Regions from separate parts of the Homo sapiens genome. Here region 1 is linked to region 2. Evidence: read pairs that join two places in POLR2A ChIA-PET (ENCODE). Cell type or tissue: Caco-2. All regions are shown on one strand. Each heading gives the region's core, and the rest is flanking DNA. Links, peaks and the distances in the headings are about the cores only.

Region 1 (5,382 bases), core at 106-5,105, 65 kb before region 2:
TACCTGATAGGATATAAGAAGAAAGCAGTTATCACTTCTATGGTATTCCTCTAAAAGGTGTATAACCTGAATGTAATCATATGAAAACACCAGTAAACCCCAAATTAAGGGACAAGTTACAAAATAACCGACCTGTTTTCTTCAAATGTATCAAGGTCATGAACGTCAAGGAAAGACTGGGGAATTGTTCCAGGCTGAAGCAGACTAGACAGACATAAAGACTCAGAACAATGTGTGATTCTGAACTGGATCCTATTGCTACAGAACATTTTATTGAGACAATTGACAAAACTTGAGTGAGATCTGAGGATTAGGTAGTGATCATGTATCAATGTTAATTTTCTAATTTTGATGGTTGCACTGTGATTACGTAGGAGAAGGTCTTTATTTGTAGGAAACAATACTAAAAATATTTGGGGTGGTGGAGCACCAAGTCCTCACTCTCAAATGGTCAAGGACAAAAAGTCCTTTGCACTGCACTTAACTTTTTTATTCAACTTTGCAAATGTTTCAAAATAAAAAAATAAAAGTATGCATGCTATTTGAAAGATAAACCTGTTATAAATATAAGGTTTTATCATTTAAATCCGGAGAGCTCTTTAACATCTTTAACTTGATGAGTAGCTACCCTCTTTCTTTTCTACCCGTCCAAGCTTACTTTAATTCATTCACAAGACTGAATGGAATCTCAACATTTAAATACTTAATCTCTTTCTTTAATCTTTGGCACCAAGGAACTGGATTTCCCCAGTTGTATGAGTCACCCGATAACAAATTTCCCAGCTTAAATAGTTTTAAAGTTGTACTATTAGTAAGGCAACACTGTTCATTGTGTCTCAGATTCAAGGATTTATAGTAACAATGTGTTTTAGCATGCATATTCTTTTTCAACATATACGTTTTTCTTTGATGCCGTAAAAAGTCTTTCTGATGTTGAACAGTTTTAATGCAGTTATGCCATGATGGAACCACCCCTCTCCTCACTCCCAGAAAATCACACAGCTTGATATGTTTTTAGCCTTCATCTGAATTGTAAAACACTGAATTCTTACAGTTTTCTAAAAGAAAAAGAAAAAAACTTGCCATTGCTATTTTGGGAGCATTTGTCCAGATAAATAAAACACGGTCCTGATCCCACCCTGCCTGTCCTCGCATTTCTGAGAGTGAAGATACAGAACACTGCAGTCAGGGGAGAAAACATATTTTTTTTTCCTTCCCTGTCAGAATCTGTTCCATTGGGAGGTGAAGTATATGAACCCAATTTTTGCCTTGGAGATAAAGAGAAAAAAATCAATTCTACCAAGATTTACTTTATGTGAAAGCACTTAAGCAGATTCCCTAGACATGTGTTTCTGAAGGGTTGCACCCTCCAGCCATCTGACTTTTGGCCAAGTCCAGAGACATTTTAGGTTGTCAGAACTACGGGGTGGGAGATGCTACTGGCATCTTGTGGGTAGAGGGCAGGGATGTTGCTAAGCATCCTACAACATACTAGACGGTCCCCACAAGCGAGTTGGCCAAGTGCGATGGCTCATGCCTGTAATCCTAGTGCTTTGGGAGGTGGACATGGGAGGATCTCTCGAGCCCAGGGGTTTGAGACCAGGCCAACAAACAGTGAGATCTCATCTCTACAAAAAAATAAAAAATTAGCTGGGTGTGGTGGTGCATGCAGGTTGTCCCAGCTATTCAGGAAGCTGAGGCAGGAGGATCACTTGAGCCCAGGAGGTCAAGGCTGCAGTGAGCTATGATCGCACCACTGCACTCCAGCCTGGGTGACAGAGCAAGACTCTGTCTCTAAAAAAAACACAAAGGCCTAGCTCAGTGGCTCACCTCTGTAATCCCAGCACTTTGGGAGGCTGAGCCAGCAGGATCACTTGAGCTCAGGAGTTAAAACCAAGCTGGGCAAGACCTCGTCTCTACAAAAAAGAAAAAAAAAAAAAAAAAAAAAAAGGCCAGGCGCAGTGGCTCACAGCTGTAATCCCAGCACTTTGGGAGCCTGAGGCGGGTGGATTCCTTGACCCCAGGAGGTCAGCTGCAGTGAGCTGTGATTGTGCCATTGCACTCTAGCCTGGGCGACAGGAATGAGACCTTGTCTCAAAAAAAAAAAAAAAAAAAAAAAAAAAAAAAAGCTGTTAGTGCCAAGGCTGAGAAACCCTGTCCAAGATTAATGCAGAGTACAGAGAAGAAAGAAGACCTCAGGAGGAGGGGGGAAACACCAAGAAATACAAACACAAAATTAAAAGAAAAAAAAAAACCTAATAAACAGTGAATTTCACACCAATTTATAAAGATACAGGATTTTAGGGATTAACATTCCTATTTGGTGGCCTTTCAGGATATTGCTAAGAGGACTTTAAGGTCATTTTGAGTTTTTCTACTACTACATTTTTATCAATTCTTTCACCAAGCATTTCTTGAGCACCTACTGTGTGCCAGAGGCTGAGGACACAAAGATGTGAGCTTTTCTCTTCCCTGGGGGAGCTGGGAGATTTTAGTGGTGGAAATACCTATAAATGAAGAATTGGAATTCCAAGGACAAGAGGTAAAGGGCAAGAAAAAGAGTTCTTCTCTATACCAAGCACTCCTGCTTACCTCCAGTCATCTTCATTCCGCTCTCACCAGTGAGTGTTATTCCCTTTTCACAAAAGAAGAAACTGTGAGATTAATAACAAGAGCAGACAAGCAAGTGTCGGGCCCTGTTCTCAATGTTTTAATTAATTTATTTATTTTTAAATTGTTGTTGTTGTTGTTGTTGTTTTGAGACCAAAGTCCCCCTCTGTCGCCCAGGCTGGAGTGCAGTGCTGTGATTTCGGTTCACTGCAGCCCTCGCCTTCTAGGTTCAAGCAATTCTCATGCCTCAGCCTCCCGAGTAGCTAGGATTATAGGCGTGCACCAACGTGCCCAGCTAATTTTTGTATTTTTAGTAGAGACCGGGTTTCACCATGTTGGCCAGGCTGGTCTCGATCACCCAACCTCAAGTGATCCACCCGCCTCAGCCTCCCAAAGTGCTGGGATTACAGGCATGAGTCACCACGCCCAGCCCTCAGTGTTTTCTCATGTAACTCATTTTATTTTTTTTATTAACTCATTTTACTTTCACAACTATCCTTTGAGGAGGGCATTAATATCATCACCTTCGTTTTACATCCGTGGGTGCTGAGGGACCAAGCGTTTAGGTAACTTGTCCAAGGTCCCACAGCCAGGCTGTCTGGCCGCAGAATCCATGCCCTTCACAATCTACACTGGTGCTTCTCTTATGCTTCATCCAAGGAAGAAAATGGTAGATCTGGGCTTAAAAGCCAGAGTGTGACTGGAAACCCAATGCTCTTCTGCTACATGATACTCTCCCCTGTTCTAGAAAAGAGCTCAACATGCTATAGGCTCACAGGTGTCTGATTGCGCCTGAAGAAGTCAAAGTCGATTTCAGTTGGAGGTAGCATCTGAGCTCATAGTGGAGGTATATGCCAGAAGGAAGGTCAGACAAAGGGAGAAGGACAAGAACAGCTGGAATAGAAAACAATAAACTTCACCATGGCTAGCAGTTTGTTGTGGTTGGAATGTAAGCTATACCAGAGCAAAGGACTAAAGAGAACCTAGAGGCCAGGTGCAGTGGCTCACACCTGTAATCCCAGCACTTTGGGAGGCCAAGATGGGAGGATCACTTAAGCCTAGGAGTTTGAGACCGGTCTGGGCAACATAAAGAGACCTCATCTTTACAAAAAAATAAAATTTTAAAGGCATGGTGGTACACACCTGTAGTCCTATCTACTCAGGAGGCTGAGGCAGGAGGATCACTTGAGCCCAGGAGGCTGAAGCTGCAGTGAGCCATAATCATACCACTGTACTCCAGCCTGGATAACAGAGCAAGACCCTGTCCCCAAAAAAAAGAAAAAAAAAAAAGAACCTAGAGAAGTAAATAAGGGTAAGATCAGGAAGTGTGAGCTTTAACTTCCAGGCAAAAGGTAATTATTAAAAGACCATAAGGAGGCCAGGCGTGGTGGCTAACACCTGTAATCCCAGCACTTTGGGAGGCCAAGGCAGGTGGATCACCTGAGGCCAGGAGTTTGAGACCAGCCTGGCCAACATGGTGAAACCCCATCTCTACTAAAAATATAAAAGTTAGCCAGGTGTGGTGGCCTGTAATCCCAGCTACTCGGGAGGCTGAGGCAGGAGAATCGCTTGAACCTAGGAGGCAGAGGTTGCAGTGAGCCGAGATCGCACCACTGCACTCAGCCTGGACAACAGGGTGAGACTCGGTCTCAAAAAAAAAAAAAAAAAGAACATAAGCAGAGCATGATCTGACTTAACATCAACTTGATATCAACCCATACTTTGGAGTCTAGAACAAATATTTCCCATTCCTTTCTGTCCACATGCCCTGCTCTTGTTCTTTTTAATCTCACTTTACCTGGTTTAAATATTTATTTATTTATTTATTTATTTATTTATTTATTTATTTATTTGAGACTGAGTCTCACTCTGTCGCCCAGGCTGGAGTGTGGTGGGACAATCTCAGCTCACTGCAACCTCCGCCTCCCAGGTTCAAGTGATACTCGTGCCTCAGCTTCCCGTGTAGCTGGGATTACAGGAGCACATCACATCTGGCTAATTTTCATATTTTTAGTAGAGATGGGGTTTCACTATGTTGGCCAGGCTGGTCTCAAACTCCTGGCCTCAAGTGATCTGCCCACCTTGGCCTCCCAAAGTGCTGGGATTGCAGGTGTTAGCCACAAGCGCCTGGCCTAAATGTGTATAATGTGGGAGAAGAAGACGAAAAATCTGGACTGCCTTTCCCCTAGCAATTCTCAGCAGCTCTCAATGCCACTCAAGCCTGCTGACCTGCAGGAGTTATTAATGATGACAGAGTGCTGTTGAAAGCAATAAGCAATGTGATGAAATTACAACCAAAATCACGCTTTCTAGATTGATGTGGTTGGGTACATTTTGAGTGACAGTGGTCCTATTAGTAATACTCATATAGGGCTTTATAGTATACCAAGCGTTTTTACATGCACTCTGTTGTTTGATCATCAAAACAAACCAAGGAGGTAGGTGTTATCCCATTTCACAGATGTGGAAACTGAAGCTTCCAGAGCTTGTTTGGGTAAGTAGAAAGAATGAACACAGAACTCCAGACTTCCAGTCTCATCCTCTCTCCTTGCCTTCCTGCCTTGCCTTCCTCCCTCTTTAACAATATTTTCTTTTGTTTTGTTTTTGTTTTTATATGTTTTAATTTTCCCGTATGAGTGGGACAGCAAAAGCCAGGAGACTTGATTTGTCCTCCCCTGTCTTGTGTAGGGTTAGCCCACTGTGGCCCCTACGCTTGCTAATGCAGCCCCGTGATGTTTTTCCAGATCCCTCCTGTCACCCTTAGTGGCTCTT
Region 2 (5,382 bases), core at 185-5,184:
GAAAGAAAAATTTGATGTTGGACTTCATTAAATTTAAAAACTTCTGCTCTACAAAAGATACCGTTAAAGAGAATGAAAAGATAAACCACAGACTTGGAGGAAATATTTGAGGTGGTTTTTTTTTTTTTGGAGGAAATATTTGTGAAACACACATCTGATAAAGCAGCAGTCCATAGCCTTTCTCGCACCAGGGACCAGTTTCATGGAAGACAATTTTTCCATGGACGGCGTTGTGGGGGTATGGTTCAGGATGATTCAAGTGCATTGTATTTATTGTGCACTTTATTTCTATTATTACATTATAATATATAACGACATAATTATACAACTCAACATAATGTAGAATCAGTGGGAGCCCTGAGCTTGTCTTCCTGCAACTAGACAGTACCATCTGGGGGTGATGGGAGACAGTGACAGATCATCAGGCATTAGATTCTCATAAGGAGTGTGCAGCCTAGATCCCTCACATGTGCAGTTCACAACAGGGTTCGTGCGCCGATGAGAATCTACGGCCACCACTGATCTGACAGGAGGTGGAGCTCAGGCAGTAATGCATAATGTAAATACAGAGGAAGCTTTGCTCTCTGGCCCACTGCTCACCTCCTGCTGTGTGGCCCATTTCCTAATAGGTACTGGTCTGCGGCCCAGGGGTTGGGGAACCCTGTGATAAAGGACTGGTATCCAAAATATACAAAGAACTCAAGTCAGCAATAAGAAAAGAAACTCAATGGACAGAAGATCTGAGCAGACACCTTATCAAAGAAGATATACAGATGACAAATAAGCATATGAAAAGGTATCTAACATCATATGTCATTAGGGGATTGCAAATTCAAACAAGATACCACTACCCACCTATGAGAATGGCTAAAATCCAAAAAATGGACAATACCAAATACAAGGACATGGAGCAACAGAAATTCTCGCCTGGGCGCGGTGGCTCACATCTGTAATCCCAGCACTTTGGGAGGCCAAGGTGGGCAGATCACTTGAGGTCAGGAGTTTGAGATCAGCCTGACCAACATGGTGAAACCCCATCTCTACTAAAAAAAAATACAAAAATTAGCCAGATATGGTGGCAGGTGCCTGTAATCCCAGCTACTTGGGAGGCTGAGGCAGAAGAATCGCTTGAACCCGGGACGTGGAGGTTGCAGTGAGCCGAGATCATGCCACTGCACTCCAGCCTGGGCAACAGAGTGAGACCCTATCTCAAAAAAGAAAAAAAAAAAAGGAAAAATTCTCATTCATTGCTGTTGGGGAATGCAAAATGGTACAGCCACTTTGGGAGAAGTTTGGCAGTTTCTTACCAAGCTAAATGCAGCCTTACCATACAATTCAGCAATTGTCCTCCTATGTATTCACTCAAATGAATTGAAAACTTATGTCCACACAAAAATCTGCAATAGAATATTTGTAGTAGCTTTATTCATAATTGCCAAAAACTAAAAGCAACCAAGATGCCCATCAATAGATGAATAAACAAAATGAGATACATCCATACATTGGAATATTACTCAGTAATAAAAATAAATGAACTATCAAGCCACAAAAAGACATGGAGGAATCTTAACTGCATATTCCTAAGTCAAAGAAGCCAGTCTGAACAGATATGAATCTAACTGTATGACGTTCTAAAAAAGGCAAACTACAGCGGCAGTAAGAAGGCCAGTGGTCACCAGGAGAACAGGAGTGGGAGGATGAATCGGTGGAGTGCAAGGGATATTTGGGGCATTGAGACTATTCTGTATAACACTGTAATGGAGGATACATGTTATTGAACATCTGTCAAAACCCATAGAAATGTAAAACACACAGAGTGAACATTATGTGAACTATGGACTTTTAGTTTTAAAAAAAGGTAAAACCAAAAAAAAAAAAAAACCCAGAAACAAACCAGTATATGGTAATAAAACACAAGTCTAATACTTTTCTTGCTGTTTGTCAAAATTCTGTATACAGTAAAATAGTAACATTTATTGCGTCTAAAATGCCAGTTTCTATGCTAAGCACTTTATATATATCATGTCATTTAATCTTTACAGATCCCATTATTATCCTCATTTTAGTTAAAACTTACAAAAAGTTGTGGGACATAATATGTGCTTCTTTATTAACCTATTAAGTAACAAGTGGTCATCTAATAACTGCCATAATTTTGACGTGGTATTGAGTATAGATAATATTTTGAAACGTGCAACAAGTCATGTGATATAAAGATATCGGCAATATTTACAGGGGGCAAATCATAGCTACTGCTAATACTACTGTGGCTTTTGCCTACATTCCATTTCAGAAGTCGGTGAAATAATAATTTTTTCCACTCAAGTTCACAGACATCCTGAATTCTATCCATGGATACCTTATCGTGGACTCCCCAGGTTAATAATTCTGGCCAAGGTACTTAATACGCTGCCATATTTTGCAAGCCTCTAGGGAATCAAGAGAAAACCAGGCCAATACTTTATTTTGAATGGATTCTAATGTAGCCTCTTTTCAAGCTTTTGCAAAGAAACCTGAACTATGTAAGGAGATGGGGCAGGAGTTGTTTTCAGTATGCAGCATTGAGAGAAGTGTTTAAGAGTTTTATATCATTAAAGAGGCTCAGCAATATTAGGTTAGCGACGTTTTCTAATCCATTATTATTTAGGCTTTAAGGGCCTGAAGTCGAGTTGAATCTTGTTGAAAGACGGGGTAAAAGGATACAGGCGGGTGAGAGAGGATGCCCCTGAGTTTTAACGTCTGCATACAAGAGTCGCTAAAACTTACTCGCACGTAATTAGTTCAAATATTGGAAATCGTCTTACAGCACACTATAATTTACCAAGATGCTTATAACTGTATACACACACACACTCTACAGAGAATTAGACAATTAGCAGTTTCAATAATGAATACAGAGTCAACGACAAGAAAACAGGGAACATTTTCTCTTCCTTTGAGGAAATGCATGTTGCCTACTGAGCTATTCTTCTGCCTCTCCTTCTGATGTCAACGCAGAGCCAGAGCCATTTATGGCAGGTGCCTTGAGCCCGCCTAGAGGTCCCCTTTGGAATACTGCAGCGACTCAAGGATCCTGGTCAGCCCTTATTGGCCCCAGCTGGTCCTTTGGATGCTCGGGTGTGGGTGAAGGAGCCTCGGCCCCTGGAAAGGAGGGGACCGACTCTCTCCGCAGGTAGCGACGTCGCCTGCGGCCGGTCGGGGGTGGGTATTGGGGAGACCCCTTTACCTGGCGTCGAGAGGACCCCGGCGCCCCTGCTGCCATCCAGGTGCGAGGACAGCTCTGTCGCGCCCGCGGGAAGGACCGGCGAATCCGCGCGGGGGTCTCGGCGAGGACCGCAGCGGATGCTCCGCAGCTCCCGCACCGGCCTGGCGGGTTTTGTGGTTAGCAAGTTCCTGCTTCCGTCGCAGCGACGGCAAGTTTGCCGCGGGGGAAGGGCACGTTCCTGCCCTGCAACCCGGAGCTGCTTCCCGGCAACATTAGCGCGTCCCTCCCCGCGGAGGCTCCGGGCTCCCGGCCCCAGCGCTGAGCCCCGCAGGGAGGTGGCTCCCCCCACCGCCCCGCGCTCCCCCCCAGCTCAGCCACACCGCTGACCCCGGGCTGGGCGCGCTGCGAGGGGGAGTGCGTGCCTCCCTGCTGGTGGCCCGAGGGTCTGCAGGTGAGCCTTGCCTCGCGGCCCGCGCAAGTTAAAATAAATGCACATGGGGAAAATGTCAAACAGTACAAAAATAGACACAGAGACAAGTCTACCCCTCACCCCCGTGCCCCAGTCTCCTAGTCTCCCTCCTCAGAGGCAACCACTGAGAGCAGTTTTTTGATGTTCAAGGGCTTATAGTGCATCCTATTGGGGGCATAGTTCTGAGAATCCTCTTTCCATAATTGGAGGATGGAGTCCTCAATTAAAGATGGCAATTCTTGAGTTAAATATTATCTGCAAGACAAACTTCAGGGAAGGTATTTGGCTTTCTGCGGGATTTATTGTTTGTAGATAGGATAATAATGGTGAAAATGCTGGTGTCTGTAACATATATTAAAACTGTATCCCTAACACTTAGCATAGTGCCTGGTACACAATAGGTGCTCAGTAAATATTTAACTAAAATATTTTTGTTGACTGAATGAATGGAAAAGAACTGCATAGGGCATAGGTTGTGGAAGTTTCTAAATTACTGCTGGCCCCATCCCCACCTCCATAAACACACACACAAATGCAACGTTACTAAACCATTGACACTTAGTTTGCCATATGGTCTAACCTTTGACAGTATCTTCACCTCTGTTTTGAAAGAGCTTGCAGACCTGAAGCGCTATGCAATTGCAAGTTAAGTCTAGGCCTGTACGGCCAACAGCTACACACCCTAGTCTTAACCAATAACTACAGGAGGATTAGGTTGACTGAGAATGCTTGTGAACAAAGGTCCATTGTGTGAAACTAACTCTACTTGTAACCAAAGGATGACTCTTGAATTACAATGTTGCTAAAGCTAGGTTTGAAAGAGTTACCAAAGAAAAGTAAACACCAGAGTAATTTCCCATTGCAGTGATTTTCCTGATGCAACAAGGGACTGATCTGCAAGTGTGTTTTATCTTTTATCATCTGATACACTTCAGGGTTCAGGGTGTAGAGCTATCACAGTTTTTGAATCTCTCTACATGGGGTAATCCATGCTAGTTACAAAGTAGACCTTTCCATTATTAGAAACTTCGTATTCGGTGCTTTAATACAATGAACCTGTTTCTTTTTTTGTTTTGTTTTGTGTTTTGTTTGTTTTTAGAGACGGAGTCTCGCTGTGTTGCCCAGGCTGGAGTGCAGTGGTGTGATCTCGGCTCACTGCAACCTCCACCTCCCGGGTTATAGCAATTCTTTTGCCTCAGACTCCTGAGTAGCTGGGACTACAGGCACATGCCGCCACGCCCAGCTAATTTTTTTCTATTTTAGTAGAGATGGGGTTTCACCGTGTTGCCCAGGCTGGTCTCGAACTCCTGAGCTCAGGCAATCCGCCCGCCTCGGCGTCCCAAAGTGCTAGGATTACAGGCGTGAGCCACTGTGCCCGGCCTGAACCTGTTTTCATTGAAGTGATATGTTATTTTTTCAGTTATGACAGTGAACAAAGGATATTGATTAAAATAATGATTAAAGAAATATTTTCTATTATATATGTTTAATTTATAAATATCATTGTTTATTTATTCATTTTTTTAGACAGGGTCTCGCTCTGTTGCCCACACTGGAGTGCAATGGCACAATCACGACTCACTGCAGCTTTGACCACCTGGGCTCAAGTGATTCTTTTGCCTCAGTCTCTTGAGTAGCTGGGACCACAAACGCACACCACACCCAGCTAATGTTCTTAATTTTTTTTTTTTTTTTAATTTTGAGATGG

Evidence for each region. Peaks named below come from ENCODE experiments on the same cell type or tissue, not always from the same donor. Only the 100,000 strongest peaks of a DNase experiment are listed, where the experiment ranks them.
Region 1: POLR2A ChIA-PET joins it to region 2 with 10 read pairs; 6 of 35 experiments call an interaction of 5 or more read pairs at or near these places.

What each region holds. Positions count from the first base shown.
Region 1 is chr12:12,282,205-12,287,586 of GRCh38, forward strand. No RefSeq gene overlaps it. Among named protein-coding and RNA genes, the nearest start is that of LRP6, 18 kb to the left of the region's middle. RefSeq lists an enhancer at 1,567-2,108. In Caco-2, for the core only: no CTCF peak of the experiment used is centred there; a DNase peak (open chromatin) is centred at 2,017.
Region 2 is chr12:12,346,852-12,352,233 of GRCh38, forward strand. It overlaps MANSC1 (MANSC domain containing 1), which reads right to left and starts at 3,391. Exons shown (of 4, transcript NM_018050.4): 1 at 3,227-3,391. RefSeq lists a silencer at 3,392-3,701. In Caco-2, for the core only: a CTCF peak has its summit at 3,630; DNase peaks (open chromatin) are centred at 3,060, 3,490 and 4,300; H3K4me3 peaks cover 2,087 bases.